2 separate regions of the Homo sapiens genome follow, and region 1 is linked to region 2. The links are chromatin loops, found by intact Hi-C in ENCODE. Cell type or tissue: right lobe of liver. All regions are shown on one strand. Links, peaks and the distances in the headings refer to the core of each region. The heading gives the core; the rest is flanking DNA.

What was found. Peaks named below come from ENCODE experiments on the same cell type or tissue, not always from the same donor. Only the 100,000 strongest peaks of a DNase experiment are listed, where the experiment ranks them.
Region 1: it touches region 2 in a loop (2.3-fold over the local background); 18 of 110 quality-filtered maps call a loop at or near these places.

What each region holds. Positions count from the first base shown.
Region 1 is chr20:47,247,943-47,264,556 of GRCh38, forward strand. It overlaps ZMYND8 (zinc finger MYND-type containing 8), which reads right to left. Exons shown (of 23, transcript NM_001281775.3): 12 at 14,346-14,486; 13 at 1,345-1,497. Among named protein-coding and RNA genes, the nearest start is that of MIR3616, 89 kb to the left of the region's middle. RefSeq lists enhancers at 5,255-5,755, 11,153-11,262, 11,643-11,782. In right lobe of liver, for the core only: no CTCF peak of the experiment used is centred there; a DNase peak (open chromatin) is centred at 5,119; H3K27ac peaks cover 943 bases.
Region 2 is chr20:47,196,137-47,212,750 of GRCh38, forward strand. It overlaps ZMYND8 (zinc finger MYND-type containing 8), which reads right to left. Exons shown (of 23, transcript NM_001281775.3): 22 at 16,506-16,589; 23 at 13,078-14,761. The coding sequence ends at 14,625. Among named protein-coding and RNA genes, the nearest start is that of MIR3616, 37 kb to the left of the region's middle. RefSeq lists enhancers at 5,508-5,557, 12,060-12,685, 12,686-13,309 and a silencer at 10,949-11,243. In right lobe of liver, for the core only: a CTCF peak has its summit at 9,713 (motif pointing right); a DNase peak (open chromatin) is centred at 9,725; H3K27ac peaks cover 570 bases.

The DNA of each region.
Region 1 (16,614 bases), core at 1,915-9,914, 49 kb after region 2:
GCCAAAATACAAACACCCAGATCTGGTATAATTCTGGGATCCTAGGCTTGTGCTACTGGTAGGTAATGATTGGAAACAAGAAGGAAAAGTGTAAGCACATATGTGATAGGAAAAGCTTGGGTACTGCAGTCCAAAGGACATGAATTCAAATCCTGCTTTTCTGTTTTTATTACTGGTGTGACCCTGAACAAGTTATTTATCTCTCTGAGCCTCAGTTTCTCTATCCGCAAAATGGGACTGATAAAAGTATCAACCTCCCAAGACAATCTATATGCAGTGCTTAGCATAGTGTCCAAGGAAACACTCAGTAAATGGAAATAATAAAATTCTTATTAGCAATAAAAACAAATCAAGAGTTGGGCCAGCTGCATGGAAGGACCCAAGAGGATTATTTAAATGGCATGCCAAATTTCACCCATGCCACCCAATGTCCTCACCAAACAGGCAACCCAACGGGAGCTGTTGTCCTCTGGATAGCCCCAGATGGGTCCCTAACTCTAGCTGCTTTCTCACCTGAAGATGCAGAGCACCCACTGACACTCAGAGGAGCTTGCTCTCCAGAGGCCCAGCCATCCCCCACTTCTTTACAAATGCCCTCCTAGCTTTACTTACTTATTCAACAAACATTCCAGAGCATCTACCATGTGCACAGACCAAGTACCATAGAGAAGGCAAATCCTCATAAAACGGCCTCCCTGCCCTCAAGGAGCTTCCAGTCTAGATTGGGAGGGACACCCCCACACAAAGGGACCATTGCTACTTCCGAGCAATGAAGTACCAAAGGAGGAGGGCAGATGGGGAGGGCAGTCAGGGGAGACTTCCTGGAGGAGGTGAGATCTGAGCTCAGCCTCACAGAAGGCAGGATTCAGGTAGGCAGTGTGAAGGCAGGCAGCACAGGGAAGAGGAAGAAAGGCAACAGCTACAGAAGCAGGGTTTGCCCGGTGGGGAGGAGACCAGTCTGGAGGGAAAGGGTTTCGTGTCGGACACCTACAGAACACACTCACTACTCGTGTGGAGACACTGATGCGTACTGAGGAGAGCAGAGGCAAAACTCAGAGGATCCTCATTCTGCTTGCAAACCTTGATGATTCAAACCTGTATCTCGAGTTTCCAGACTGCTTTCACCAAAGAATAAACTGATGAGTTCAAAAAGCCCTGAATTAACTAGCAAGTCTGAAGTCTTTTGCCATGAGTGGAAATATATTTTAGCTGAGCAAATAGTTGAAAGTTAAAGCAGCTGCTAAAAGCAGCCAGGATTCAACCTTGATTTCATCCAGGTGGTATCCCTACCAGTAATGATAACAATGATACTGCTGGAAAAAAAAAACAAAACCAAAGGTATACCTAATTGTGCTTTGCAACTCTCTATGGTCTTGTCAAGATTCAGCTGGAACCTGCTACGAATCTGGCGCTTGGGAGAGATGAGAGGAACAGGGGTGGACTGTTGCTGGACCGACTCGCTCAGCTCCTTCAAATCCATCTCAGCTTTGCTTCGATCTGAAAGAAACCATCACACCCTCGTAAGATCAGGCACACACCATCCTCATCACGGAGCTTCGTCCTTGCAAAGTCAGAGCAAAACACACATTTTAGAACATGGGGGAGGGGGAGATACTTTTTTTGTCATTCATCCCAACAATATCATCTGCTCAACCAAATGGGGTGACATGAAGATAATGGCCCACGTGAACACGTTTGGCAGGTTTAAACAGTCCACTGAACAATCGTCTGGGTGACTTTCAATATTTAAAATGGACAATCCCAGCCAGATGGCTCAGTGTGTGGAAGTCAACATCATTAGGGACCCTCCAAAGACAAAGGTTATGGGCAGATATTCAATCTCAATTTCAGTGAACAAAGCAACACTGAGCCTGGTCAAGGTGTACTTGTAACTTCAGGTCCAGATTGAAGAGGACTTGTATCCAAGAAAGATGGCGACCCCCTCGAAAACACCCTGATAATTGGGGGCCCTAAATGCCTATTTGCCACAGAGGCTTCATTTTTCATTCTCAGTGGACCTAGTCTGGGGTGGAAACTAGAAAGGGCAGGGAATATAAGATAGGCAGACCTTCCAGCCAGTGTGTTGTGGCTCACAGCATCTATGTGAGGCAAGGGGAACAGATTAGCCCTGGATACTCAACCTCTGTCTAACAGGTCTCGCTCAAGTAAGAGTCCAAGGTCCTCAGCCTAGTTCCCAGGCAGAGGCCTCTGGGGGGTGACTCAGGCCGGAGGTCCTGTCCCCTCACTTCTTCGAGGGCTCTTTGTAGGACCAGCAGGACAGATTCCAAAGTCAGTGAGCTTACATTTCTTGGATTCCTCTCCCACCGACTCCAGTGCCCCCAAAATATTAAGAGTTTCAGTGGCTGCAAAGGTCCAGAAAGCAACAAGCAACTCTGCAGGTGGGGCCTACTGTCCTCCACTGTGCCTGCCACCCTCTGGCATCCCCTCCAACCCACCCAAAGCGAGTGTGAGGCATCTGTCCTACTCCGGCCGATCCCAAAAAATAAGTCAGAAAGCAGGTGGAATCCAATCAACCCACAAAGAGGAGAAGCCACCTCTGAGCCTGTTCCCAACAGCTATCAGGTTGCTCCCTGGACTTCGTGCTTCATCTCCCTGCTCCCTCCATACCTCAGGCCACCTCCATTCATTGGGCTGTGAAAGAGGCCCCAGAATCTAGTCTGAGAGCTGGGCTGGAAGCACTGTTTAAAGCCATCACTCTCTCCTACCTTTTTCCTTTGGCCTGACCCAACCACTTTCCTGTTCATGCAGTAAGGGAGAGTTCTCAAACACTGCATACCCAGAAATCAGCTCCTTCAAAGTAACTAGAAGCAGCCTCCCAAAAGCCCCACCCAATCCACTCACAGGTGACCAGAAGCAATAAATTGCTCCAACTTAATTTTATCAGCCCCCAGGATAAGATTAGAAAGAGGTCTTTTCCCAGCCAGGTGTGGTGGAATGCACCTGTAGTCCCAGCTACTCAGGAGGCTGAGGCAGGAGAATGGCTTGAGCCAGGAGTTAGTGGCTGTACTGAGCTATGATCACGCCACTGCACTCTAGACTGGGAGACAGAGCAAGACTTTTTTTTTTTGAAGGAAAAAAAAGGAGGGAAGAGATGGGTCTTTTCCTAAATCACACTTACAGACTGCCCCTCCCAGACCCAGGGAGATTCCAGAAGTGAGTGCTCAAAGCAAGCAGAGACACTATCCCTGTAATTCAAGAAAAATAGCAAAAACAGTATCTGTGTGCATGCATGTGTGTGTGCACACTTATCAGGGCTTTAAAGACAGGCTACTAGAGACAGGACTGCAGACATTCACACAGCCACCTCTGAGAGGGTGAAGAATGTGCAAATTTACTGCAGTGGGGCCAGGCACAGTGATTCACACCTCTCCCAGCACTTTCGGAGGCAGAGGCAGGAGGATTGCTTGAGGCCAGGAGTTCGAGACCAGGCTGGGCAACATAGCAAGACCCCCATCTCTACAAAAAATACAAAAAGTAGCTGGGCTTGGTGGTGCACGCCTGTAAACCTAGCTACTTGGGAGGCCGAAGTAGGAGGACTGCTTGAGCCCAGGAGTTTGAGGCTGCAGTGAGCCATGATTGCGTCACTGCACTCCAGCCTGGGTGAGCAAGATCCTGTCTCCAAAAAAAAAAAAAATTTACTGGACAAAGAACTAGAAAACTCTTTATACCCGTCTCTGTCCGGCAAGAAATCTGAAGTAGCTTAACAAAGAGAAATTATAGGGTAAAATAATTTTAAAAATAAGGAATGGGGAACACTAAAAGAAAAGGGAGGAGCGCCTCTGCCCAGTCGCCCCACCATCTGGGAAGCAAGGAGTGCATCTCTGCCCGGCCGCCGCACCGTCTGGGAAGTGAGGAGCGCCTCTGCCCCGCCCCGCACCATCTGGGAAGTGAGGAGCACCTCTGTCTGGCCGCCATGCAAGCCTCCAGGTGTAAAGTGGCAGCCTTGTGTGTGATCTTTCTGCCCTCCCCGAGTTTGCATTTTTGACACTAAAGTTTACTTTTAAATTAAAAGTTTATTTAAAAAAAAAAAGAAAGAAAGAAAAGAGAAATGCCGGGCGCAGCAGTTCACGCCTGTAATCCAGCACTGTGGAAGGCCAAGGCGGGAGGATCACTTGAGGTCGGGGGTTCAAGATCCGCCTGGCTAACATGGTGAAATCCCGTCTCTACTAAAAATAAAAAAATTAGCCAGGCATGGTGGTGGGTGCCTGTAATCCCCGGTACTCAGGAGGCTGAGGCAGGAGAACACTTGAACCCAGGAGGCGAAGGTTGCAGTGAGCGAGATCGCACCACTACACTCCAGCCTGGGCGACAGAGCAAGACTCTGTCTCAAAAAAAAAAAAAAAAAAAAAAAGCCCAGATTAAAGAGTTCCAGTAGGCAGGACTCAAGGACTTAACAGCTGAGTTGCATGCAAATGTGACAGCAAAGGGGGAGGGATTTGAGGCCTCCCTCGGAATTTCCACTTTCAGAAATGAAGAAGCATGCTAGATTCCAGAGGGAAAAGCCAGCCTTTTCAAGAATAAAGATGGAAACGTATACTCACAAAAATACTCTCCATGGCTACCCAAGTGACACATTCATCAGTGTCCTCAATATTCCTATATACTACTAGAATACACAGTTAACGAAAAAATTTACAAAAGAGACCAACAAACTTTCTTTGTAAAAGCCTGGAGAGGACCGGGAACAGTGGCTCACACTTGTAATCCCTGCAATTGGGAGGCTGAGGTGGGCAGTTCCCTTGAGCTCACATTTGAGACCAGCCTGGGCAACATGGTGAAACCCTGTCTCTACTAAAAATATGAAAATTAGCCAGGCATGGTGGCACACGCCTGTAATCCCAGCTACTCAGGAGGCTAAGGTGGGAGGATCGCTTGAGCCCAGGAGGCAGAGGTTGCAGTGAGCCGAGATCAGGCCACTGCACTCCAGACTGGGCAAAAGAGCCAGACCTTATCTCAAAAAATAAAATAAAAGCCCAGAGAGTAAATATTTCAGGCTTTGCAGGCCATACAGGCTCTGTTGCAAAAGCAGCCATGAACACTACATAAACAGATGGGTGTGGATGTGTTCCAGTAAACTTTATTTGCAAACACAGGTGGGGGCCAGATTTGGCCTGAAAGCCGTAAAATCTGCCATCTTCTATACTAGTCCAGTGACTGCCAACCCTGGCTGCACACCAAAATTGCCTGTAAAGTTTTAGAAAATCCTGAGGCCTGAGCCCCATCCTCAGAGACTCTGACTCAATTGGCTGAGGGGAAGGCCTGGGCATCAGCCTTTTACAAACTTGCCAGGAGGTCGAGCGCAGTGGCTCATGCCTGTAACCCCAGCACTTTAGGAGGCCAAAGCAGGTGGAGCACCTGAGGTCAGGAGTTCAAGACCAACCTGACCAACATGGTGAAATGCCATCTCTACTAAATATACAAAAATTAGCCAGGCATGATGGCACCTGCCTGTAATCCCAGCTGCTTCGGAAGCTGAGGCAAGAGAATCACTTGAACCCAGGAGGAGGAGCCTGCAGTGAGCCGAGATCACACCACTGCACTCCAGCCTGGGCAACAGAATGAGACTCCATCTCAAAAAAAAAAAAAAAAAACCACACCAACAATAAACTTGCCAGGTGATCCTAATTGGCAGCTAAGGCTGAGAACCCCTGTATCAGACCAATCTTCTATGTGAGTAAAGAAAACTCACTATTTGCCTTAACTCCTGTGTGTGTGTTAACAGGACAACCTTTCTAAACCTTAGGGTCCATAAAAAGAGACCTAGACCTCACCTGAATAACTGAGCTCTGTGTGTGCACCTGCGTGTCTACACGTATGGCTACAGTAAATGCGACCCATTAACTTTAGCCTAAAAAGACTGAGCACTGGAATGTTCATAATCAAGAAAAATGCAAAGAAGGTAAATTCCCTCATTTTACAAACTGAGGTTTCTCTGGTCAGTAAGCTGCTGTTATGTTTATTCTTGTTAGAATAAACCACCAAATGGCTAGGGGCTGGGCCCAGGCCCTGGAAGCTGACCTTCAGGAGTTTAGCCGAATGTAATGATCTTTATCCAAACCTGCAGCTGCATTTGACTCCCCCCTCCTCCGCAGAGAGAAAACAGCTTCACTTTCTCATTTAGCTCATGTAGCTTATCGGGACTTCTTCCACCCCTGCCCTTCTATATCGGGAATATCTTCAGAATCCACCCTTGCTGCCAACATTTTGAACTTTTCAGCTGATATGAAGACAGCTTAGGCTATAAATGGAAACCAGGGATGAAAAATACTCACGCTAGAGAAAAAGGCACGATCTTACATTTCTGGAGGGAGCATAAATCAGAACCACCTCTTTAGAGGGCAGTTGGGCGATACCTCTCAAAATGTCGCCGCATGTGGCCTCTGATGCTCAATTCCACTTCTAGGAATTTATCCTATGGATTACCCTCCCACGTGGGCAAAAGGGTTCTTCATTGCAGTTGTCTTCAATAGCAAAAATGGAAAGAAGCGTAGCGTCAGTAAGTAAGGCGCCTGAATAAATGTTACAGTTTACCTTTAAATGGAATTAAATACAGCTGCTAAAATGAAATGAAGGCCGATTTCTGTGTGTTGATATGAAAAGCCAACCTGTTTCATGAAAAAGCAAAGACTGGTGGAGCACCTTAGCACTGCTGTAGGGGAGCCAAGAAGGAAATGGAAAATCGCTGGGAAGGCTATATATTCTCAGGGTTTCTCAACAGTGGCACTATTGATATTTGGGTCCTGGATAAGTCTTTGTGGTGGGGGTGGGGTGGGGTGGAGGGGCTGTCCCGTGTGTTGTAGGATGTTCAGCAGCACCCTGGCCTCTACCCCCTAGATGCTATTAGCACCTACACACCAGTTGTGACAATAAAAATATCTCCAGGCCAGGCGCAGTGCCTCATGCCTGCAATCCCAGCATTTTGGGAGGCTGAGGTGGGCAGATCACTCGAGGTCAGGAGTTTGAGACAAGCCTGGCCAACACGGTGAAACCCCGTCTCTACTAAAACCCCATCTCTACTAAAAATACAAAAATTAGCCGGACGTAGTGGCGCGCGCCTGTAATCCCAGCTACTCAGGAGGCGGAGTCAGGCAAAGGTTGCGGAGAGCCAGATCATGCCACTGCACACCAGCCTGGGCAAACAGAGCGACGCTCCATCTCAAAAAAATAAATAAAACATAAAAATATCTCCAGACACTGCCAAATGTCACCTGGGAGACAAAAACCATTCAGAACTCATGCTATATATCTAGAAGGGCTCTAGAAACTAAAAACTTGCAACAGTGGTGACGTGCAGGAACAGGGGTATAGAGACAGGTGGTTGGAGGTTACAGACACGCTGGCCTTTCATGAAATGTCCTGTGCTTTGAAATTTTTGTTACCATATGTACTCATTACTTATAAAAACAAACTCTATAAAAGAAAAATTTAAGAACTTCTTTTTCCATTTAAAAAAAGAGAGACAGGGCCGGGCGTGGTAGCTCACACCTGTAATCCCACCACTTTGGGAAGCCGAGGTGGAGATATAAATATATATATCCACCATATACATATACATATGCATATGGTGGATATATATACACACCATATACATATACTCAGTGTGTGTGTGTGTGTGTGTGTGTGTGTGTGTGTATATATATATATATACACACCATATACATATACTCAGTATATATATACCATATACATATACTCAGTATATGTATATGGTGTATGTGTGTGTGTGTATATATATATATATATATACCGTGTATGTGTGTATATATATATATATATATATATATATATATATATATATATACGGTATATATATATATTTGTATGTGTATATATATATACCGTATATATATATATTTGTATGTATATATATATACACACACACACACCATATACTGAGGTCAGGAGTTCGAGACCAGCCTGGCCAACATGGTGAAACCCTATCTCTACTAAATACAAAAAATTAGCCGGGCATGGTGGCGTATGCCTGTTATCTCAGCTGCTTGGGAGGCTGAGGCAGGAGAATCACCCGAACCCAGGAGGTGGAGGTTGCAGAGAGCCGAGATTGTACCATTGCACTCCAGCCTGGGCAACAAGAGCAAAGCTCTGTCTCAAAAAAAAAAAAGACAGATTTTTGTTCTAAAGCTGAACGCAAACTACAATGGATGGACTTCCAGGAACTACAAAATGTCAGTTCCTTCAAGGGAGCAATATCACTTAGACAAAAGACCCTAGCTGGCCAGGCATGGTGGCTCATGCCTGTAATCCCAGCACTTTGGGAGGCTGAGGCAGGAGGACTGCTTGAGGCCAGAAGTTTGAGACCAGCCTGGGAAACATAGCGAGACCCTGTCTCTATATTATTTTTTAAAAAAAGAGAGGCCGGGCACAGTGGCTCACGCCTGTAATCCCAGCACTTTGGGAGGCCGAGGCGAGTGGATCACGAGGTCAGGAGATTGAGACCATCCTGGCTAACACAGTGAAACCCTGTCTCTACTAAAAAATACAAAAAATTAGCCAGGCATGGTGGCGGGCACCTGTAGTCCCAGCTACTTGGGAGGCTGAGGCAGGAGAATGGTGTGAACCCAGGAGGCGGAGCTTACAGTGAGCCGAGATCGCGCCACTGCACTCCAGCGTGGGCGACAGAGCAAGACTCCATCTCAAAAAAGAGAGAGACCCTGGCAGACACTATCTTTCAGTCAAAGCCAAACAGAGATCTTCCCCACCTCATTCACTCTAAAGAAAATCAAGACAACATCTGAAAAATCTGGGCCCAGGCACTCCATGTATGCTCTCAAAGAAAGCCCGACTTCCAAGATACCGCTTTATGCACAAAAAGAAAGGATGCCTCCTGTCATTAACAGTGGAGAAATAAACAGAAAGTCTCGGGGTGTGACGACGTTCCCTGGCCCTGCCTGCATTTTCAACAGAGCATCAAGGCGCATTTCTGTCACTAACAGGACTACTGACTGCTGAGTTTCTTCAGCTCAAAGTAAACACCCTCTGTGAAATAAGAGGAGATGGGATCATCAGAGAAAGCAAACAGGAGTCTGGAAGAAGAAAAGGACCGGGCCCACCTCTTCTCTTCTAGTCTCAGAAACTCATTCCTATTTATGACTTATTTATAATCACTGCTGAGTCATACAGGGGGCTCGTAATAATCCACTGGGCTCAGCTCCTTGTTTTTTAGTGAGGAGAGGAAAGGCCCCAGACAGCAAATGAGGGGAAACAGTGAATTAGCAACCTGGGCAAGAACCAGGTCTCTGTACAAACCTTCCCATCTTATACCATATAGTCATATACCATACACACACACAAATACCATATACTCATATACCACATATACATATACTCATATGCCATATACACAAATACACATACACTCACCATATACACACATACATACACACAAATACCATATACTCACATACCATATACACATTTACCATATACTCATATGCCATACACACACAAATATATACCCATATACTATATGCTCACCATATACACACACGCAAATACAACACACACATACATACTTATATACCATACACACACATACATATACTCACATATACCCAATATACAAACATACCCATATACCATATACTCATCATATACCATACACACATACATATACTCAAATATACCCATATACCATATACTGTCATACCATATACACACATACATATACTCATACCATATACCCAATATACATACATATACCATATACACACATACATATACTAAAATGCCATATACTTATATACCATATATTCTTAATTATAGTGTAACAGTATAATATAATTACAGTATAGTATAAATAAAAACTGACAACCTATGGACTATTTTTGTATTGTTGGTTGTATGTGTTTGTCTGGCCCAAATAGAGTTTTGGGGTTTTGTTTTTGTTTTTGTACCACAGGGTCTCACTCTCTCACCCAGGCTGGAGTGCAGTGATGCAATCATAGCTCACTGCAACCTTGAACTCCTGGGCTCAAGCAATCCTCCTGCCTCAGCCTCCCAACGTGCGGGAATTACAGACATAAGCCACCAAGCCTAGCCAGTTTTTGTTTTTAATGAAATTGATTGTCAGCTTTTAAAAACTAGGAGAGTTCCTGTAATAATCTAGAGTTCTGTTTTTCCTGACAATTCAGTCCGACAATGTGGGTTAAGCTGGCAAGAGCCACATCCTTTACAAATTTCAAAACTTCACCTTACCCCCTGACCCCCAAAAAAGCTGACGTATCCAATAGGCACAGGAGACATTCAGGTATCTCAGCTAAGAGCTCAAGCTTTGCAGCAGACAGGCCTGGGCCTGAAGGCCAAACTCTACCACAAACCATGGTTGATCCTTGGGTAGGTAACTTGCTTCTCTGTGCCCCAGTTTACACTTCTGTGAAACATAGATATTACCTACTTTAAAGGTTGTTGTAATTTTTAAAAAGTTTTAATTTACAGACAGCAAAATTCACTTTTGGGAGAATACAGTCCTATGAGTCGTAACACCTGCATAGATTCCTGTAACCACCACCACAACCAAAACACAGAGCAGGTCCATCTCCCGAAGAGTTCCCTCCCAATGTGTAGGCAAACCCTCCTGCACTCCAACCCCCAGCTATCACTCATCTGTTCCCCATCTCTGTAATTCTGCCTTTTCTGATATATTTTTTAAGGAAATCCTGTTTTGTTAGCTACAATAACTTCATCATTATCCAGGGTGCTCCCTTTCATTGTCCCTGTCTGGGGAAAGTCGTTCCACGGCTGACAGACAGAATCAAGCCCTATAAAGCATTTGTTCAGTCCCTGGGCAGTCACTGGAGAATTCCTTAACATTGCCCTGCTTGTTCTGATCTCCTCCCCACCCACGGCACTTCCATCGGTCCCTAGCTGATCCTCTTCCCGTTAGGTCATTGCAATCCCAGCCCACAAAACGCCCACATTCCCAATGCTCTTGTTCCTGCTGACGAAGATAAGAAATGTGTCCTGAACCGGAAGAGCTGCCAGGGGAGACACAAGAGGGCCTCGGTTCCCCTGGTGCTCACCCACCACCATGCCCACCCACCAAGACACACAACAGGAAGAAACCTTTCACTCCCACAACAGATCAAGCCAAACTGAAAGACCCACAGTGTCACGAGGAAGCCCAATGACCACCCAGTTTCAGCAAAGAGCTATTCTTGACAAGCATGACTGGCAGAGAGGAAATGTCACCGTGAGAACGCCTCCAAACAGCATTTCTTTTCAGGGTGTGGAGGTGGAAGGAGGGTGTGAGAAAGCAAACCACAGATTTGGGAACAATGAATGTTCCCAAGGAAGCACGTGTGTCCCTTTTCACTCAAGTGAGGAACCAACTGGTTGGTCTGAATGGGAGCCCCGAAAGCAACTGCCCTGACCATCCTATTACATCAGGGCTGTACTCACAGGTGAGCCAGGATTGGAGCCAGGCTGTGCTCCAGCCCTGCTGCCTCTGGGATCCTGGGCACCCCATGCCTCCTCTCCAGACCTCCCTCAGTTTCTCCATCTGAAAATGGCACTGTAGGACAAGATGGACCTGGAGGGCGCCAACCACCAAAGGCGTGGAATTCACACTTAAGCGTCACTGGGCACAGGTGGCCGCCCTCTCTTTCTGAAACCCCCATACTGGAGGCTCCAGGGCAACACACTCCCCTGGTGTGGCTACTCCACCCCTTGCTTCTCCTCCTCAACCAGAACTCCACATCCTCAATGTCCCAGGGGCCTCACTCCTGCTCAATGCTCTACCCCTGACTCGCAACCTCAGTAAGCCAATGGGGCTGGAGTCTTTGTTGAGTGAGGCTGTCCTATGCACTGGGGGATGTTTAGCGCAACTCTGGCCACCAATCATTAGATGCCAGCAGTGTCCCCATCACCCCCTCAAAGTCATTTCAAGAACTACCACTCTAACCCAATCCCACGTACACGTCAAGATTCCCAGAATTACACCTCCTGCCTGAACCTGGCCACAGGGAACCCTAATTCCTGCCTCCAGCTGCCCTATTGACCTCTCCACCTAGGGGTGTAACAGCTGCTCAAATTTACATAATCTAAACTAGACCCTTGGCTTCTCCTGCCATACCCAGATCTGTCAGCACAATTACTGACACAATCTAGAAATTCTCTGTTGGGGGCCCTGTTCTACATTTTGTAGGATGTTGGGTGGTATCTCCCTGGCCTCCCTCCATTAGGTGCCAGGAGCACCCCAACCCCAGGTGTGACAACCAAAAATGTCTCCAAACATTGCCAGTGGGTGGGGAAGTGTTACAAAATTGCCCCCAGATGAGAATGGTTGACTGATATGGACTATTTGAAACACAGCACCGAGGGCTTCTTCTGAGATGTGAAGTCCATTCACATCCCTCCTGCGCTGAACCCTCCATCCACACCAGGGTCTACGAGGCCCCCGTACTGTCTCCGACTCCACGGACTGGCCTCACCCTCACTCACTGGGATGCAGCCACCCTGGCCTCCTTGCTAATCCTACAACACACCCAGTTACTCCTATAGCACACCAACTTAATCCTAACCCTAGAGCCTTTAAAATCTCTTATTCCTTCTAGAATCTTTTTCCTCCTGACACTGGCATGGCTGATTTTTCTTGTCACGTAAACTTCAGCTCAAATATCGCCTCTCAAAGAGGCCCCGTTTAACCCCTCCACCTAAGTGAACTGTGACATCTGCTTCGCAACTTGCCCATCTCTTGCCTCATCACATTACCTTCCAGACATCCATCATGGTGTGAACTATCTTGGTGTGAACTGCCTCTCATGGTGTGAACTGCCTTGTTATTTGCCTTTATTATTTTCTCTATCTTTCTAAAAACCCAGCCTCTACAAGAGCAGGTCCTTAGCTGACTTGCTTTGTACTCTATTTCCATGCCTAGAATAGTGCACAGCACATAATAGATGTTCAAGAAAAATCAATGGTGAGGATGCAATGAATCAATCAATAATGAATCAACAGCAGCCGGGCACAGTGGCTCATGCCTGTAATCCCAGCATTTTGGGAGGCTGAGGCAGGCAGATCACCTTAGGTTGGGAGTTCGAGACCAGCCTGACCAACATGGAGAAACCTCATCTCTACTAAAAATACAAAATTAGCCAGGCGTGGTGGTGCATGCCTGTAATCCCAGCTACTCGGAGGCTCAGGCAGGAGAATCACTTGAACCTGGGAAGCAGAAGTTTGCAGTGAGCCAAGATCACGCCATTGCATTGCAGCCTGGGCAACAAGAGCGAAACTCCATCTCAAAAAAAATAATAATAATAAGGAATCAATAATGGGCCAGGTGCAGTGACTTATGCCTGTAATCTCAGCACTTTGGGAGGCTAAAGTGGGAGGACTGCTTGAGGCCAAGAGTTCAAGACCAGCCTGGGCAACACAGCAAGACCCAATCACTACAAAAAATTAGCTGAGTATGTAGCTAAAAACTAGCTAGGCCTGTAGTCCTAGCTACTCAGGGAGGGTGAGGCAGGAAATAGCTTGAGCCCAGGAGTTCAAGGTTGCAGTGAACTATGATTACACCACTGCACTCCAGCCTGGGTGACAGAGTGAGACCCCATCTCTAAAAAAACAGTTATCATCATCATCATCATCATCATCATCATCATCATCATCATCATCCAGGGAATAAAGACCAGAGTGTAAGAATTAGAAGAAGAGAATTAAGGAATATCAGAGTATGCTGCACATAGGAAAGGTAAGTACTGATTCCTCCTACTTGCTTCTGTGCCATGGGTATAATTTGCAAATAGAACTGGGTTAATGTGGTCAAGGACAACTGAGGTGGAAACACTGGCCTGGATAAAAGCACTTTGGGCCAGGCATGGTGGTTTATGCCCGTCATCCCATTACTTTTGGAGGCAGAGGTGGGTGGATCACCTGAGGTCGGGGTTTGAGACCAGCCTGGCCAACATGGTGAAACTCTGTCTCTACTAAAAATAGAAAACTTAGCCAGGTGTGGTGGCATACTCCTGTAATCTTAGCTACTCGGGAGGCTGAGGCAGGAGAATCACTTCAACCCAGGAGGCGGAGGTTGCAGGGAGCCGAGACCGCACCCTTGCACTCCAGCCTGGGCAACAAGAGCGAAACTCCATCTCAAAAAAAAAAAAGTAATTTGTATGTCAATAAGCCCCAAGAAATCCCTTACTTATTCTTTTCACAGATCTTTTCTCACCTTCATCCTCTGAAACTTTTGCATTTTTTGCATAGAGAAAAGAGTTGAAGGTTCAAGAACCACATACACAAGAGGATACGTCATTTGCAAAAATATCCACAGTTGCCACAGAAAGATACTGGCAAAAATTCTGACTGACCCAGGTTAAGATTCAGGATGCTGCCGGTGGTGGAGGTTTTGTCCGTTTTCGTCGTGATAGGAGCTGACAGTTGAGGAGAGAAGGGCTTTGGGCTGCCGGATAAACTCCCTGCTTGTCCCGTCTTGGTGGAGGCTGGTGAAGCTGAAAAAGTATGGCATTGTTAAAAGACAGGTTTACAAATAAACAAGTAGAACGTGTAGGTGTGGTGTAGGGAGAGAATGGAGAGATTATGAAATTGTGTTTGATTTCAGCAAGGCCGCTACAGTATCACGAATGGGGTGGGGTGGAGCATAGCAGGTTGGCCATTTATTTTCAGCAAAGGGCTTTAACCGGATGTGAAACCGTTAAAGCCACAAATGAAGAAGGTCTCCCCAGTTACTCTATTAAGCACAAAGCTCTAAGACAAATCGGCTAAGCTGCCACTGAAATTGGTTTGGCCCATTCACGGATATAAATCTCAACATAAATAGCGATTAAACCAACCCCCACATGGTCCAGATGTGGAGAACGGGAGCCAGGCTTACAAATGCGTATCATCTGTTTGTGGAAAGACACCACGGCCAGCTCACACGCAGCCACTGCACCTGCCAGGGACCAACTTGGCCCCTTGGGAAATCTCCAGCTCCCATTTCAAAGGTTCTTGAGGCTATGTAAAGCCAAACCCAGTACCAGATGGAGTGAGGGAGACGTTGGTAAATTATGTCCTTCTTTACTGTATTTCAAACTTTCACAGGAGGAGAGAGAACTGTACCTATGCCTAAGGCTTTTAAAAATACCTTAAAATGACCTACGACCTGCTTCTCCCCTGCCTCATTTCACAGGGTTAGGACAATAAACCACTTACGTTTAAAAAAGCAAGCATTCATAGGGGCCAACAAGCGTCCTAAAGATCCTTCAAATCCTGCCCCTTTGTCCTTGCCCCTCCATGGTACTGGGACTGTCCTGTTAATGCCTCTTGGGCCCATTTAAAAACAGCTGGGACTAAAGGCATCACTAACAACAATGACAGCCAACTCTTCCAAGATGAGCAAGAAACATTCTGAGTTGATCTGGTGCTGGAAAGAAATTTGTGGATGGCAAATTGGAGTTAGGAACTGAGACTCCCCAGGGGCTTCGAAAGTGCTGGGACACTTGTGTGGGCAGCACTTGCCTCAGTTTCCTCACCTGACAAATTAGAAAACTCAGAACAAGGCTTCAGTGTGTTGAAACTCACATACCACTCGGCTGGTGAATCCAAGTAAGCTAGGCAGCTCTGGTGCCAGGACCTGCCTGCATTACTGTTAATGTAATATAGTGGGAAAGACTCCAGAAGTAAAGAGGCCTGGATTCAAGCACAGATTAGAAGCCAGACACTGTGGATTCAAGCCCCGGCTCAGCTGTTGCCCTGCTGTGTAACCCTGGGCCAGTTACTGGCACCTCTGCCTCCCTCTTCCTGGCAGCAGCAAAGAGAGACACTAATAATATGATACAAAGGGACAATAACAGTAGCTACATCTCATCAGGCTGCCGTGAGGATTAAATCAATCATCTGAACAGTGCCTGGCATGCAGTAAGTACTCTGTTACTGTTTGCTATTAGAGTGGTTTTATTTTCTATTTCCCCATTAACCTCTAGGGCTTTGGGGTTATCCTCTGAACCACTGATTCTCAGCTATGAGCAATTCTTCTCTCCAGGGCACACTGGGCATTGCATCCAGACATTTTAGGAGAGTGGGGGGTTGCTACTGGCATCTAGGAGCTAGAGACCAAAACGCTGCTAAATCTGCTGCCATGCACAGAGCGGCCCCCCACAAGAAAGAGTTATCTGGCCCCAAACGTCAAAAGTGCTGAAACTGACACGCCGCATAGGGATGGAGTAGGCATGCAGCTGGGAATCCTTTTCCTCATCCGGGAATGATAAGGGAGTGAGGATCAATGTCGTCGATCTATGTCAATTGGCGCCGAGCAAGTGCTCAATAAATATTAGAAATTGTTTTAAGAAATAAGTTTTCTTTGCTTTTGTTTTTTTGAGATGGAGTCTCGCTCTGTCACCCAGGCTGGAGTGCAGTTGTGCAATCTCGGCTCACTGCAACCTCTGCCTCCTGGATTCAAGCGATTCTCCTGCCTCAGCCTCCCAAATAGCTAGAACTTCAGGCTCCTGCTATCACACCCGGCTATTTTTTATATTTTTACTAGAGACAGGGTTTTACCATGTTGGCCAGGCTGGTCTGGAACTCCTGGCCTCAAGGGATCCACCCGCCTCAGCCTCCCGAAGTGCTGGGATTACAGCC
Region 2 (16,614 bases), core at 4,913-12,912:
ATTGCACAAATCTCAAATCTCAAGTATTTTTACGTATGATTATGCTGGGATAATTACAGCACCCAGATCAAGATGGAAAACGTTTCCAGGCAAAAGGCTGGCTCCCTCGCACCCCTGCCCAGTCTATATCCGCATTCCATGACTGTTCCGGTTCCTGTCGCTAAGGTAGTTTGGCCAGATCTAGAACTTCATATAAATGGACTCAGAGCGTAATCTTTGGTGCCTGGCTTCTTTGACTCAGAATGTTTTTGAGGTGTACCCATGTTGTGGCACGGACCTGTGGTTCATTCTGGCAAGAGGAGAATTCGCGTTAAAAACGATGGACCATTTTTCCCTAATATTTTGAGCCCCATGATGCAAGCTCAGCGCCCGAGAAGCTGTGCTCATCTGCAACCACCAGGGGGCAGTGCGGCCCCACAGCTGACCCAGCCGCCCGCAGGTGCCACTTGAAGTGGGACCCGGAAAGAGCAATAACGCAAGCCTTCCGAGAAAGGATTCTCAAGGCGTCTGCTTTGGGCTGCGCCGGGCTACAGGGATTGCTCTGATGATACTGCAGCACCGTCGACGATATGTTAGGCCCAAGAGGTCATGGTAAGGTGACCTTCTACAGTGACCATAGTGGTGGCCTCGGTTGACACAATGTCTATGCAGGAGGCAGATGGACGCTGTGGTGGCCTCGAGAGTGGCCCAGCCACCTACAGGGCTGGGAAACGCTGTTCCTGCACTCTGCCCAGCTTTAGACATGGGCCGCGCCAGTGTTTAATAATGTAATTGTAACAATGGCTTCAATTGTCTGGGAGAAATGTTAGGTTGGTAGGTTGGTTGGTTGGTTGGTTTGAGATAGGGTCTCACTTTGTTGCCCAGGCTGGAGTCAAGTGGTGCGACCGCAGCTTCCTCGACCTCCCAGGCTCAAGTGATCCTCCTACCTCAGCCTCCTGAGTAGCTGGGACTACAGCCGTGCACCACCACACCTGGCTGAATTTTTTGTATTTTTTGTGGAGATTTTGCCATGTTGACCAGGCTGGTCTCAAACTCCTGGGCTCAAGCAATTCACCCACCTCAGCCTCCCAAAGTGCTGGGATTACAGGCATGAGCCACCGAGCCCAGCCGGATTTATTTTTATATCCTGAAGTTCATCTGAGAGTGATGATAATCCGGCTCTAGCCAAATGCTGATTTTATAATTCAACCATTTGGCCGTGTGCAGTGGCTTACACCTATAATTCCCAGCATTTTGGGAGGCTGAATCGGGAGGATCGCTTGAGCCCCAGAAGTTTGAGGCTGCAGTCACAATCACATCACTGCCCTCCAGCCTAGGTGACAGAGAAAGGCAAGACCATGTATCAAAAATCTCAAAAAAAGGCTGAAGCAGGTGGATCACTTGAGGTCATCAGTTCGAGACCAGCCTGGCCAACATGGTGAAACCCCGTCTCTACTAAAAATACAAAAAAAATTAGCTGGGCATGGTGGTGCATGCCTGTAATCCCGGCTACTCGGGAGGCTGAGGCAAGAGAATTGCCTGAACCCAAGAGGCGGAGATTGCAGTGAGTCGAGATCACGCCACTTCACTCCAGCCTGGGCGACAGAGCGAGACTCCATCTCAAAAAAGAAAAAAAAATAAATTCAACCATTAAGTATTTGGTATTTGTTTGGGGTTTTGGTTTTATTTTGAGACAGAGTCTCGCTCTGTCGCCCAGGCTGGAGTGCAGTGACATGATCTCGTCTCACTGTAATCTCCGCCTCCCGGGTTCAAGCGATTCTTGTGCCTCAGCCTCCCGAGTAGCTGGGACTACAGACGCATGCCACCACACCTGGCTAATTTTTGTATTTTTAGTAGAGATGGGGCTTCGCCATGTTGGCCAGGCTGGTCTTGAACTCCTGGCCTCAAGTGATCCTCCCGCCTCAGCCTCCCAAAGTTCTGGGATTACAGGTGTGAGCCACAGCACCCAGCCAAGTATTTGGTGTTTGGTAAACTCCAGCTCTAGGTGACGGGGGAGCCTCTTTGCCCTTGCATCCCCTACCCAACTCCATGGGGATCTGGGCCCACAGAGACCTACCCACCTCTCCCTCAGCCCCTGAAGTCTACTGGCCCCCTTGTGGGGTAATAAGAAATGCATATTACATATTACATCAAGACCCAGTACAGCACATACATATGTGTGTGTATAAATAGGAGTGTATGTATATCATGTATGTGTGTATAACTCAGTTTCACAAAGCAATGCTTACCAAACAACTGTGACACATTCTATAATTTTTCCATCCTGCTGTTTTTCAGTGATGCAGGTTCCAATCTGCAAAATCAATTTCACAACCCATGGATTGGAAACCACTGGTTTAGAACAAGGATTGGCACATAAGCTCATCCAAGTGATTGTTTTTATAAGCCCCATTTAACAGAGGGTGAAACTGAGACTCAGGAGGTGTCGTGGCTTGCCTGTGATTCACAGCTGGAGGCGGGCAGAGCTGAGACTCCGATCCTGCACTCTCTGACTCAGGTTGCAAACTCTGGTCCACAGATACATTTTATTACTCTTCACATGATTTTTTTCATACTTTGACCCGATTATATAAAACTTGGGTGATTTCACTCAAAATGTAAATTTTCAACTTCTCTAAAATTCAAGTGGATCCCTTGGCCTGCATTTGCACATGAGCAGCTAAAGCCATCCCATGGCCACCCCTGTGAGCTGACTCGGGGGCTCTCCAGGTTGACCCGTTCGCCACAGTCCTCACCATGCTGTGTTTTTTGTTTTTTTAATTTTTTTTTCTTTTTTTTGAGACAGAGTCTCGCTCTGTTGCCAAGACTGGAGTGCGGTGGCACGAGCTTGGCTCACTACAACCTCCAACTCCTAGGTTCAAGCAATTCTCCTGTTTCAGCCTCCCGAGTAGCTGGGATTACAGACAGGCACCACCACACCTGGCTGATTTTTTGTATTTTTATTAGAGATGGAGTTTCACCATGTTGGTCAAGCTGGTCTCGAACTCCTAACCTCAGGTGATCCACATGCCTCAGCCTCCCAAAGTGCTGGGATTACAGGCGCGAGCCACCGCGCCCGGCCACCATGCTGTGTTTTCTCCCTGACACCCCGAAGTCAAGCATCGGTTGCCATTGATCCACACACCAGCCAGCTGTTATTCTCATAGTGGAGAAATATTTTTTCTGTCAAAAGTGGAAAAATAAAAACTAAACCAAAGGGCTTACATATTTCAAGAAAAGCAATGGTGGAACACGGTGGCTCACACCTGCAATCACAGTGCTTCGGGAGACTGAGGTGGGAGAATCATTTGAGCCCAGGAGTTTGAGACCAGGCCGGGCAATATAGTGAGACCCCCATCTCTACAAAAATAAATAAGTAACTGGGCGTAGTGGTGTGCACTTGTGGTCCCAGCCACTCGGGAGGCTGAGGCAGGAGGATGGCTTGAGCCCAGGAGGTCGAGGTTGTAGTGAGCTATGATTGTGCCACTTTGCAGTGAGCTATGATTGTGTCACTGCACTCCAGCCTGGGCAACAGAGGGAGACCCTGTCTCAAAAAAAAAAAAAAAGATTAAAAAAATGCACAGATTATTCAAACACGTGTTTTTGTTGTTATTGTTGTTGTTTGGTTTTTGGTTTTTTGAGACGAAGCTTCGTTCTTTCTCCCAGGCTGTAGTGAAGTGGCGCGATCTCGGCTCACTGCAACCTCCGCCTCCCAGGTTCAAACAATTTTCCTGCCTCAGCCTCTCAAGTAGCTGGAATTACAGGCACTCGCCACCACGCCCGGCTAATTTTTGTATTTTTAGTAGAGACTGTAATGCCTAAGCTTGTTTTTACTAACCTTGTTTTTAGACTCTCCCTCTTTCCTTTAATCACCTAGCCTTAGTTCCACCTTAATTGACTCTCCCTTAGCTAAGAGAGCCAGACAGACTCCATCTTGGCTCTTTCACTGGCAGCGCCTTCCTCAAGGACTTAACTTGTGCAAACTGACTCCCAGCACATCCAAGAATGCAATTCACTGATAAGATAATGTGGCGAGCAATATCCGCAGTTCCCAGGAATTCGCCTGATTGATAACGCCCAAAAAAAGCCCCGCGTCTATCACCTTGTAATAATCTTAAAGCCTCTGCACCTAGAACTGTTTACTTTCCTGTAACCATTTATCCTTTTAACTTTTTTGCCTACTTTATTTCTGTAAAATTGTTTTAACTAGACCCCCCCCCTTTCTAAACCAAAGTATAAAAGAAAATCTAGCCCCTTCTTCAAGGCCGAAAGAACTTTAAGCGTAAGCCATCTCTTAGCCGCCGGCTAAATAAACAGACTTAATTCGTCTCAAAAGTGTGGTGTTTTCTCTAACTCGCTCCCGTGCAACAAGACGGGGGTTTCACCATGTTGGCCAGGCTGGTCTCGAACTTCTGACCTCAGGTGATCCATCCACCTCGGCCTCCTAAAGTGCTAGGATTACAGGCGTGAGTCACCGCGCCTGGCCTCTAACATGTTTACTATACAAAGAAAGCATATCTATGTCAGTGTTACCCCAGCCTGTTTCCCTAGCTTATATCCCCTGCCTGGGTCCTGGGAGCAAACCCCAGCTGAACTCACTACCCTATGTCTACGTCTTGTCTCTTTTGTCCACAGTTGTGTCCCCAGCACCTGAAACACAGCCCAGTGAAGAGTAAGTCCCTAGTTAATAATTAACTTGTGGCTTTTATACAAAAGTTTCTCCAATGATGACAAAGATATAGTCATGGTTAAGAGCAGGCATTTTTTGGGCGGGGCGCGGTGGCTCACGCCTGTAATCCCAGCACTTTGGGAGGCCGAGGCGGGTGGATCACAAGGTCAGGAGTTGGAGACCAGCCTGGCTAACATGGTGAAACCCCGTCTCTACTAAAAATGCAAAAATTAGCCAGGCATGGTGGCTCATGCCTATAATCCCAGCTACTTGGGAGGCTGAGGCAGGAGAATCGCTTCAACCCGGAAGGCAGAGGTTGTGGTGAGCCAAAGTTGCGCCACTGCACTCCAGCCTGGACAACAAGAGCGAAACTCTGTCTCAAAAAAAAAAAAAAAAAAAAGAGCAGGCATTATTTGTGTCATTAGACTGGGTTCAAGTCCAGCTTCGGCTACGCACAAGCTGTGTAGCCTCAATCCCTCTGGACCTGATGTCCTTTGCTGCAAAATGCAGGTCATTAGGATGCAATGTGCAGAAATTGCCTGGAGCACAGGAGGTGCTGTGTATGTAAATGAAGTTTCCCTCTCGGGTTCATCAAAGTGAACCAAGGTCAGTACTCAGCTGTCTTAATAAAGCTTGTAGTACCCAACTGGCCCAGGCTTAGGCTATCTGTGGGACCAGGAAGGCCACAGTTTTCCATTAACACCACAATCTGAAAAGAGTGCCCTGGGCAGATTAGAGCCCTAGACCAGGTGGCAAAGCCACGGGTTTGATCCCTGGTCACATGTATGAGAACTGGCTTGTTCAACATCTGATCATTCTTCTGGGGTGGTTTTCTGAACTAAACTAAAAACCGGCTGGGCCCAGTGGCTCACACCTGTAACCACATTACTTTAGGAGGCCAAGATGGGAGGATCACTTAAGGCCAGGAGTTCTAGATCAGCCTGGCCTATAAGGTGAAAACCTGTCTTTACTGCAATTACCAAAATCAGCTGAGCATGATGGCACACGCCTATAATCCCAGCTACTCAGGAGGCTGAGGCACGGGAATCGCTTGAACCCGGGAGGCGGAGGTTGCAGTGAGCCGAGATCACGCCACTGCACTCCAGCCTGGGTAACAGAATGAGACTCTTGTCTCAAAAAAAAGAAAAACAACTTATTCCTCAGGCTCTATTCAGCCAGGCGTCTGATATATTCAAGGTTCCACCCATCAGCTGCATTTGGTACGGATTAAGTGGGGAGAAAAGTGACTGCACGTGGCGGTGTGGACCAGCCTAGGGCCAGCGTGGTTGTGGCCTCGGTGCATCTGTTTCTTTGCAGCCCAGTCCTGCACGGTGGCTTCGGTGGCTTCCTGGAAGCTCAGACCTCATGGCTTTCTTCAGCCCTCCATGTGAGTCCGGAAATACTGTTTTGGGGGTTTGTTTGTTTTTGTTGTTTTGTTTGTTTTTGTTCTTTTGTTTTGTGTTTGTTTGTTTTTTGAGACGGAGTCTAGCTCTGTCGCCCAGGCTGGAGTGCCATGGCATGATCTCGGTTCACTGAAACCTCTGTCTCCTGGGTTCAAGCGATTCTCCTGCCTCAGCCTCCCAAGTAGCTGGGATTACAGGTGCCTGCCACCACGCCCAGCTAATTTTTGTATTTTAGTAGAGATGGGCTTTCACCATGTTGGCCAGGTTGGTCTTGAACTTCTGACCTCAAGTGATCCGCCTGCCTCAGCTTCCCAACGTGCTGGGATTATAGGCAGGAGCCACCGTGCCTGGCTTGTAAATACTGTTAATGCATCAGTGAGATTGAGCCCATGAGTTTGGGAGCAGTCATGCACAGATGATGGGTATTAGATCTTACATAATTGTGGGAGGAGCTGGGGAAGCAGGGGTCTGAGGAGAGATCTGGAGTCACCAAGAAGGTGATCTGAGAAGCTGTGGGGCAAGTTCAGAGGACTCAATGGGGATCTGTGGCCTCTGCAGTCCAGCGGCTGGTGACAGGCCAGGTGCTGACATGCAGGAGTCAGGAAGATGACCTGGACGCAGAGTGGAGGAGAGCAAGGGCAAGCTGGAGCCTGCTGGCGCCACTGCAGTTGTCTGTCCCACATCTAACTACAGCGACCTTGCAACAGTAGAGGCTGTGGCTTCCTTACAGCCTTGGAAATCTCACACAGCTCCTCTTTTGGTCAACTCTAACTGGGAACCACTCGAGAGCCAGGATTCTGGGAAATGTGGTTCCAGCCTAGCCAGGTTGGCACGGAACTGACCAGTACACTTACTAATGCCTTGTGCTTAAACTGGTTGGGTGAATTCTGCTCTCTACAACTGACCAGGCTGACAGAGACCTTGGACAGTTCTGCAGTGGGTACTGTCATCGTTTTGTCCACACAAGACCTTTTGTTTGAACACTTTCCCAACTTATGAGTCTGCACCAGAAGAGGCTTGAATCTCACTTTCCCAGCCTCCTTTGCAGTTAGAAGGTTAGCTATGTGGCCTAGGCTCAGCCAATCACATACACCCAGGTGGCACCCAGGCTCAGCAATCAAATACCCCTGATATGGTTTGGCTCTGTGTCCCCACCCAAATCTCATCTCGAATTGTAAGCCCCATGTGTCAGAGGAGGTGCCTGGTGGGAGGTGATTGAACTGTGAGGGTGGATCTCCCCCTTGCCGTTCTCGTGATAGTGAGTTCTCACAAGATCTGATGCTTAAAAGTAAGGCACTTCCCCCTTTGAACTCCCTCTCCTGCCACCATGTAAGACATGCTTTGCTTCCCCTTTGCCTTCTGCCATGATTCTAAGTTTCCTGAGGCTTCCCCAGCCCTGCAGAAGTGTGAGTCAGTTAAACCTCTTTTCTTTATAAATTACCCAGTCTCAGGTAGTTCTTTATAGCAGTGTGAAAATGGACTAATACAACACCTAAATGGTGCTTAGGTTCAGTCAATCAGATGCACCCACATGGGACCTGGGCTCAACCAATCCAGATACATCCACATGTGAAAGCAATGGAAGTGGATTCTGATGCATGGAATCCAATCTGGCAAGGAGGCAGAAGGGTCGTGCCCAGCGTCACTAGAGAAAGTCGCAGTGTTTGAACCCAATGGGGCAGTGATGTGGGAAGTCTTTTTTTTTTTTTTTTCAGACGGAGTCTTGCTCTGTCACCCAGGATGGAGTGCAGTGGTGCAGTCAAAGCTCACTGCAGCTTCCACTTCCTGGGTTCAAGTGATTCTCCTACCTCAGCCTCCCGAGTAGCTGGGACTACAGGCGTACACCACCATGCCCCTGCTAATTTTTGTATTTGTAATAGAGACAGGGTTTCGCCATGTTGGCCAGGCTGGTCTCAAACTCCTGACTTCAGGTGATCTGCCCGCCTCAGCTTCCCAAAGTGCTGGGATTACATGCGTTAGCCACCATGCCTGGCCAATGTGGGAAGTCTTAACACAAAGGTCCTGCAATGTAATCTGGACATTGTTGGTTGCTGTGCAATCTCCTAATCCATCTCTCTGGCCTTCCCAGGGATTTGTGAGCCACTCAATATCCTTTAACAAATGCCTTTTCTGCTCAAATTAGCTGGAGTGCATTCTGTTATTTGCAACTAAAAACCTGACCCCTCCCAATTCATGTATCCCCCAAGTGTCCGTTTCCCGAGCTGCACAGAGTGGAATAACCACCCCAGGGCAGCTAAGAGAAGCCTGGGGAGTCATTTTGTAAACTCACCACGGTGTCACACACACACACAGGGCTAGTTGTGACTGGGGCAGTGTTGCCTGATGATTCACTGAACTGGCTTGGGAAGTAAGCAGACTGGTTTGAGTCCCGGCTCTGCAGTGACCTTTTGTGTGATCTTGAGCAAGTCACTTTTTTCTCTCTGAACCTCAGCTGCCTCACTGGGAGAATGGGCCTGTTACGAGGGCCTGCTCCATGTAGGGAGTTATTACAAAACCCGAAGGATTACAGCATGGAAAGCCTCAGCACAGAGCCCCACGTGGGGCAGGCCCACATCAGCGACACTTGGAGGAATATAGGTGACCTTTGCTTCTCTAGACTAAAGAAAATAAATAAGAATATAGATGGGGTCCTGATGTACCCTGATATGAAGGTGGCAGCTAAATGCTGACCTTTGGAAAACTCAACTCTGATTATCGCCACTCGACTGTATAGTTTAAAATGGACGGTCGGCCGGGCGCGGTGACTCATGCCTGTAATACTAACACTTTGGGAGGCCAAGGCAGGTGGATCGTTGAGGTCAGGAGTTTGAGACCAGCCAGGCCAACATGGTGAAACCCCGTCTCTACAAAAAATACAAAAATTAGCCAGAAATTGCTTGAACCCGGGAGGCGGAAGTTGCAGTGAGCCAAAATCGTGCCACTGCACTCCAGCCTGGGCAACAGAGTGAGACTCTGTCTCAAAATAAAATAAAATAATAAAATAGACAGGCACACTGGCTCACACTTATAATCCCAGCACTTTAGGAGGCCAAGGCGGGTGAGTCGCTTGAGCTCACGAGTTCAAGACCAGCCTGGGCAACATTGTGAAACCCCGTCTCTGCAAAAAAATTTAAAAATTAGTTGGGCATGGTGGCGTGTGCCTGTAGTCCCAGCTGCTCAGGAGGCTGAGGCGGGAGGATGGGGTGAGCCTGGGAGGCGGAAGTTGCTGTGAGCAGAGACGTCCCTATAGCACTCAAGCCTGGGCGACAGAGCAAGACCTTGTCTCAAAAAATAAATAAATAAAATAATTGGGCTCAGTCCCCTCGGAAAGAAACCCCCTTCAGGTTCTACTGAACGGTGAGCCCCTCAGAGAGGGCTCCCAATCACATCATCTCCCTACCCGCCTAGCTTTATTTACCTTCAGCGCATCTAGCCCGCCTGGGATTATATTACATGCATACAGGTATCAAATTGCTTCCCAGTGAGAGTGTCAGATCAATAAGGACAGAGACCGAACCTGTTTTGTTCACTACTGTGTCACTACTGAGGACTTGACTCATACAGAGAGCTCAGTGAACAGCTGTCTCCGGAATGAAGGGTTTTGGCCCACGTGCTCGCTGTCCCCAGTGGGCCAGATCTCTCCACAGGCTGCAGTTTTGCCTATGGCCACCAGATAGCGAGCTTGCTGGACTGCATGAAAAGGTCTGAGCCAGTTCCTGCCCCGGTCATTGCCAAAGGAAACCAGCAAGGAACTGGCAGCTTCTGCCAGGTTCACCAGACCTCACTGCATCTCCCTCTTCTTCTCCTCATTCTGAAAACACTCAACCCAGACTGGAACCTTCAAGCCCCTCCCCTCCTACCTGGCCTCTCACTGACCCACTGGTGTGGCCTGAGAAGTAAGCAGATTAGAGAGTGTTCTAATTAGGTGGAGTGGATTCTGTTATTTGCAACTAAAAACCTGACCCCTCCAAATGCATGTAACCCCTGAGTCTCAGTTTTCCAAGCTGCACAAAGAGTGGAATAACCACCCCACTGGGCAGCTAAGAGGAGCCTGGGGAGTCATTTTATAATGGTGCTCACTGCAGGGCCGTTTGCCGTGGCCAGAGTTTGGGGACAATCTCAATGTCCACCAGCTGGGGGCTGGCCACATGCATTATCCCGTGTCCACATAGCAGATATCACACCCCCTAAAAATGGATGGAGGTGCTCTTGAACTGCACTGATATGGATCAATACTCAAGGCTTCAGATTAAGTTTAAAAAAAAAAAACGGGGCAAGGGGACAGGGCAGAAGAGTGTGTATCAAATGCTATCATTTATGTAGAAAAAGGGGGCCGGGAGCAGTGGCTCATGCCTGTAATCCCAGCACTTTAGGACACCGAGGCGGGCAGATCACCTGAGGTCAGGAGTTCAAGACCAGCCTGGTCAACATGGTGAAACCCTGTCTCTACTAAAAATACAAAACTCAGCTGGGCATTGTGGCGGGTGCCCTTAATCCCAGCTACTCGGTAGGCTGAAGCAGAAAAATTGCTTGAATCCAGGAGGTGGATGTTGTAGTGAGCTGAGATTGCGCCACTGCACTCCAGCTTGGGCGACAGAGCGAGACTCCGTCTTAAAAAAGAAGAAAAGGAGCAGAGAAAAATGTCTCTGCATTTGTTTGTAAATGCAGACTCTCCCTGAGGACTATGTGGGAAGGGGGATTGGAGGGGACCGAGGTAGCAGGGAGGGAGAGGCTTTATACTATGGGCCCTTTCGTATCTTCAGATTTGAGTCATGTGGGCTGTTTTACCTGGTCAGATGAATGGTAAAACTAAAAGCAACCATTTCTCTATCCTCGAGTAAGCAAGCCACTTCCCTAGATGTCTTTGCTTCTAAGGGAGGTTGCGGCAGAGGCTGGATGGGGGTGCAGTGGGACACCTCAAGGTGGCCTCTGCATTTGAATGCTGCGCTGCTGGCTACTCGCTACTTAGGAGCCCAGCTGCTGGCTGCTCGCTACTTAGGAGTGGCATGACCTTCATTGTGTCCAAGCCCTGGGGACACAGCAGGGAACAGAGAAAGCACCTCCCTCACCCAGCTCACATTCAACTGGGACACACAGGAGAAGTAATAAAACCCCACACCCTTTGCTCAGAGATATGAAGAAAATATTGAGGGCATGATGGGCCCGTGGGCAGGTGGCTATTTCAGGAGTGACATCTGAAGAATCAGGTACCAGCCACAGAAGAGGGTATCAGGTCAAAGGAGCAGAGAGTGCAGTTGAGACTAGAAAGGCAGGAGCTGAAAGAAGACAATGGATGACCCCTCGTAGCCATGGCCCCTCCTTTCTCTGGTCTTCAGGATGAAATGAGACAACAGAGGAAAGGTGCACACACATGCCCAGGAACGGGAAGCTAACATTCTTCTCACTTAAAAAAATGACTTGGAGGCTAGGCACGGTGGCTCACACCTGTAATCCCAGCACTTTGGGAGGCTGAGGCAGGCGGATCACCTGGGGTTGGGAGTTCGAGACCAGCCTGACCAACATGGAGAAACCTCATCTCTACTAAAAATACAAAATTAGCTGGGTGTGGTGGTGGATGCCCGTAACCCCAACTACTCGGGAGGCTGAAGCAGAATTGCTTGAACCCGGGAGGCGGAGGTTGCAGTGAGCCAAGATCGCGCCATTGCACTCCAGCCTGGGCAACAAGAGCAAAACTCTGTCTCAAAAAAAAAAAAGACTTGGGAGGCCAAGGTGGGTGGATCACCTGAGACAAGGAGTTCGAGACCAGCCTGGCCAACATGGCGAAAACCCCATCTCTACTAAAAATACAAAAATTAGCTGGGCATGGGTGGTAGGCACCTGTAATCCCAGCTACTCGGGAGGCTGAGGCAGGAGAATTGCTTCAACCCGGGAGGCTGAGTTTGCAGTGAGCTATCACACCACTGCACTCCAGCCTGGGTGATGGAGACTCTCCCTCCAAAAAAAGAGGAGAGTCCAGGTGCCATGGCTTACACCTGTAATCCCAGCACTTTGGGAGTCTGAGACAGGCAGATCACTTCAAGTCAGGAGTTCAAGCCCAGCCTGGGGAATATGTGAAACCCTCGTCTCTAAAAATACCAAAAAATGAGCCAGGCATGGTGGTGCACATCTGAATCCCCAGCTACTTGGGAGGCTGAGGCACCAGAATTGCTTGAACCCAGGAGGCGGAGGTTGCAGTGAGCTGAGATTGCGCCACTGCACTGCAGCCTGGGTGACGGGGCGAGAATCCGTCTCAAAAAAAACAAAAAATGAGAATAACTTGTAGACAGTCTGTCTTCCTGTGAAGAATGAGAGGCCCACCCTGACAGGGCTCCTGTGCCCTGCTCACCATCTGTCCCCAGTAACTGAAACTGTGCATGGCTAATGACAGGTCCCCTGTAATACTTGAGTAACTGAACGATTGTTGTCCCCATTAGGATGCAAGTTTGATGAAGGCAGGGACCCGACTCCTTGATGGCACCATGGGATCCTCAGTGCCTGGACAGTGCCTGACGCGATGTGTGTTTGCTGATTGGCAGGAATGAACTTATGCCCACGCGGGCCAACCTCCCCTGCCGGCCATGTCATGTCTTGGCCCTTGGCACAGGAAGGGGTTTGTGGAGATCTTTTCTGGGGAGTTACTGGATTGCAGAGAAGGAACACTGCTGCCCAGGAAACCAAACCTCAGCCTTTCAAGCCGGCTTCATTCTACTCATACCCTGTGCACCTCCAGCCAGGCCCAGAGCCATGGACCAGGGCACCTGCGAGGGGCTGGGATCCTTGCTGCCCACGCGAGGCCTGTTAGCTCGGCCTCCCTACGGGCTTCAAGAAGACAACTCCGTCCTCTCCCAACTGTTTGACGAGGACTGGCGTGGGGGGCACCCACTAGGGCCCATTCTCTCCAGTGTGCCCACCACCTGGCTGTGGGGGGTGTTCATGACCTCTCACGGCCCCTTCTGTGTTTGGTCGTGCAAACCTGACACAGCCATCCCGACCAAATGGAAAACTGCAAATTCGAGGACGACCACGGCATTTTTCCAAAACAGTTTAATTAAAAAAAGGTAAAGAAATCTGAAAAAACTGGGGGGGTGGGGGAAGGAACGGGCAAACCCAAAAAAGCATATAGTGTGAGTCTACTGGCTCAGTCACAAAGAAACACCACCATCAAAAAGATATTTAAGTTTAATACAAATTTTATACAAAGAAAATGTGAAAAAATACTTCCATATGCTAAAAGCAATTATGCTTCACAAATAAGGCCAGCTAGGCTATTTTTTTTTTTTGACAACTGCAATTCACAAATGTTCTTTCTCTCCTGTTTTCTTCTAATACTCTCTTATTTCTTCTCTAATATGGGTAACTAGCTGGAAACTGTACAGTTCGCATCCTCTTAACAATGAAGAGAAAGTAAACAAGACTAAAATGTACAACAAAACGTACTGGAATGATATCGTACAATTAATTTTCTCATATACATACATCACCTTTTGCTTTTTCATCAATGCTTTTTGTTTTACACAACATACAAAATGGCTCTACAGCATACGTAGTGTACGGACAGCATGACGGGCCTTGCTTTCTCTCATACTGCCTGTGTTTCATGCTTACATAAAAACGTGAAATTCCATCATATAAATAATACGTACATGCTTCATCCCAGACTCAAACGTCCTCTGCGTGCACCTTGCCTTTGAGTCCTTGCTTCCAAGAAGCACAGCATCTCTGACCAAGTGTGTGTGAGTGTGTTTAAAGGAACCACAAAGCAAAGATAAGGTTTCTCTTTTTTTCAGAGTTCATGATCCTAAGACTTTCTGTGTTCTCTCCTGTGACTGAGCTGAGTGGGGCTTGTTTGTTTCTCTTCTGTAAACAAGGATATTGTTTTTTCCCTTTTAGGAGTAGAGTCATCATTTCAATCACATGAAAGAAACTAGCTTCTCCCTGTGTCCGTCTGGTCCGGAGAGCTTGCGTTTTAGGAACGTGGTAACGTAGTAGCTGAAAGGAGCCAACGGCTTGATGGGATAGTCTGTGCCGAAACTCCCGATCCCAACATGCTGCGTACAGACACACGAGCGAAAACGGTTCGCCCTCCCCTGGGTATCCAAGGATGAGGACGTGAGTATGAAAGTGGTCCCCGGGCCCAGTATCCATTCCGTCGTGTGACAGACAGGCTAACTGACCATCCCTTCTCCAATACCAAAACATTCTTTTTTGTTGTTGGGGTTGGTTGCTTTTTTTTTTTTTTTTAAATCGTTTTTCTTTTTCTTTTTTTTTTTTTAATAAGTTAAAGTTAATACAAATATAAAAAGGGGAAAGTCCTCTAGATTCAATGACATCCACAAATTGTACATTATTTACACCAAAAGCACAGGGCTCGTGTGGGTGAACAGTCTGCAGTCAAAGCCGATGCTGGGTGTCCTGTAGTGTAGCAGCCCCCGCGCCGGGGGCTCAGGCTCAACTGAGGGTTTTGTCATTTTCAAGTCTGAAAGTGGCTGTTCTCCTGCCTTTGTTGTTTCTTCTTTTCCTGGCGTCTGGGTTTTTCTCCCAATGGGGTGGGTGGTTTGTGTCCCGATTCACTGCTAGTCCCAGAAGGTGTCCAGCCGAGACTCTTTCGGGAGGAGGCTCTTCGTGCTGGTACTGGTGTTGTGATCGGAACGTGTCGATCCCCTCTTCTCATCACTGCTGCTCCAACTGGATTTATTACTCCGGGAATGGTCTGAGGGGGAAAACCAATGTGTTTAGCGTGCCTGCCCACCTGCGCCTGAGCACAACTATCCTGCAATCTGACCTGCCCCTCCTGCACAGGAAACCACCTTCCCCTCCCAATTGATGGTTCAAACACTGCCACCGCTGACTGCCCTGCATCTGTGGGTCTGTAGAACAGAAAGGTAGAACAACTTATTTTTTAGGATTTAACGACAACCGGTTGAAAAAACGGTAGGGTGTCATGCTCACAGAGAATAAAGATTTGTAGAAAAGGTGCTGAACTGCCAAGGAAGGCATTTCTTGTGCCGTGTCTGGAACCGTGTATCCTTACTACATCACTGAACGACACCAAGCACCCCATGCACTTCTGGGTCCAACCTTGGCCCCTGGAGAAAGACACTGAAATTTGGCATGCAGTCTACTTCCGTTAGTGGGATTTCTTTTATCAATGTATAGGCAACTTGAAAAATGGCCTTACAACCAAATCACACTTGTCCACCCAAGGGAAAGGATCATAAAGGAGAAGAATGGTTAAGTCCACCTGGGAACACACACCCACTGACTCCCGGTAAGGACAAGCTTATGGGTGACTGAAGAATTCAGAATCAGAATAAGACCTAGGATGGCTTCAAGGACACATGGACAAGGAGCTGAGTAGTGACTGAGTAAGAAATAAGTGAAGAAGCTGAAGGAAGAGCCGAATGAGGTGTCTGTGAAGAGCACTTTAGCCAACAGCCCAGCCCAGATCTGCAGCTCTGCTAGATGGCTGACTGGAGAAACCTTCCAGCCAAGCCCTAAGATCCCATCACATCCTGGATCATGTACTAAGTTCAGACAGACTGGGACAGAATTATTTTTTAATTTCTTAAGGTGGGTGATAATGTTTGGTTGAAAGAGGTTGAGGGCAAGAGTGGAGTGGGCCAAGGAGGGGACCATGCTACTACCTAGGGGGGCTGCATTTCTTACTGCCTGGTAAAAAGGCATGTGTGGGTAATCATGAGTTCTGGAAGATAAGCAGTGAAGAGAATGACAAAGATCTCCAAAGTCATGTAGTTACTCAGGAGAGAACTCTTCTTAGTCATGTGCATCAGTGACCAAAAGGGAGCAATACTATGGTAGGCAGAGCTGGGGGCAAGGGCGGAGTCTTCTTAACAATCCTCAATCTGCCTTCTTATGCCTTCTTCCCTTAGCCGCCATGCCTATGCTTTTATTTCTCCGGAAGGACTCTGGGGAGTGATGCAGCTGGTCATCCCCATCTGGGAGAAAATCCTACAGTGATGTGGTCAAACCACATCAAGTCCTTCCAGCTCTGGTGAGGGCAGAGACCACCAGCGGGTACTGGAAGAAATGGGACCAGGGCCAAGCTGAGTTCAGTATCTCTCTCCCAGAACCAGGCTGGCTAATGGAGGGATCTGCAGGCCCTCACTCCTCATATGGAGAGGACACGGGACACTGGCTGCCATAGCCAATCACCACAGGAGGGAATCGGTGTTCATCTAGGACCCTTTATGAAAAGAGCGAGGACGATCTCCATCAAGAAGCCAGGCCACATGCTCGCTCTCATTTCCTAATGCAGTTTGTGATGGCGACCAGAGGCACAGCGAAGAAGAAACGTTGCAAAGGAAGACCCACAACTCAAAAGAACAGGAGAAGACACACCCACAAAGGAACACATACACGGACACACACAGAACAAGCCTTCTGCATACCAGGAAGAAGCCCCGGCAGCTTTCGTAAGACAGGTTCATACTTACACTTCTGGGCGGGGTAGTTGGGGTGCGGCTGGTGGTCTGTGGTGGTTGGGGCATAGGCAGGTTGCTTGTCACACCTTTTGCTAACTGAAGAGATAGCACAGGTAGCCTC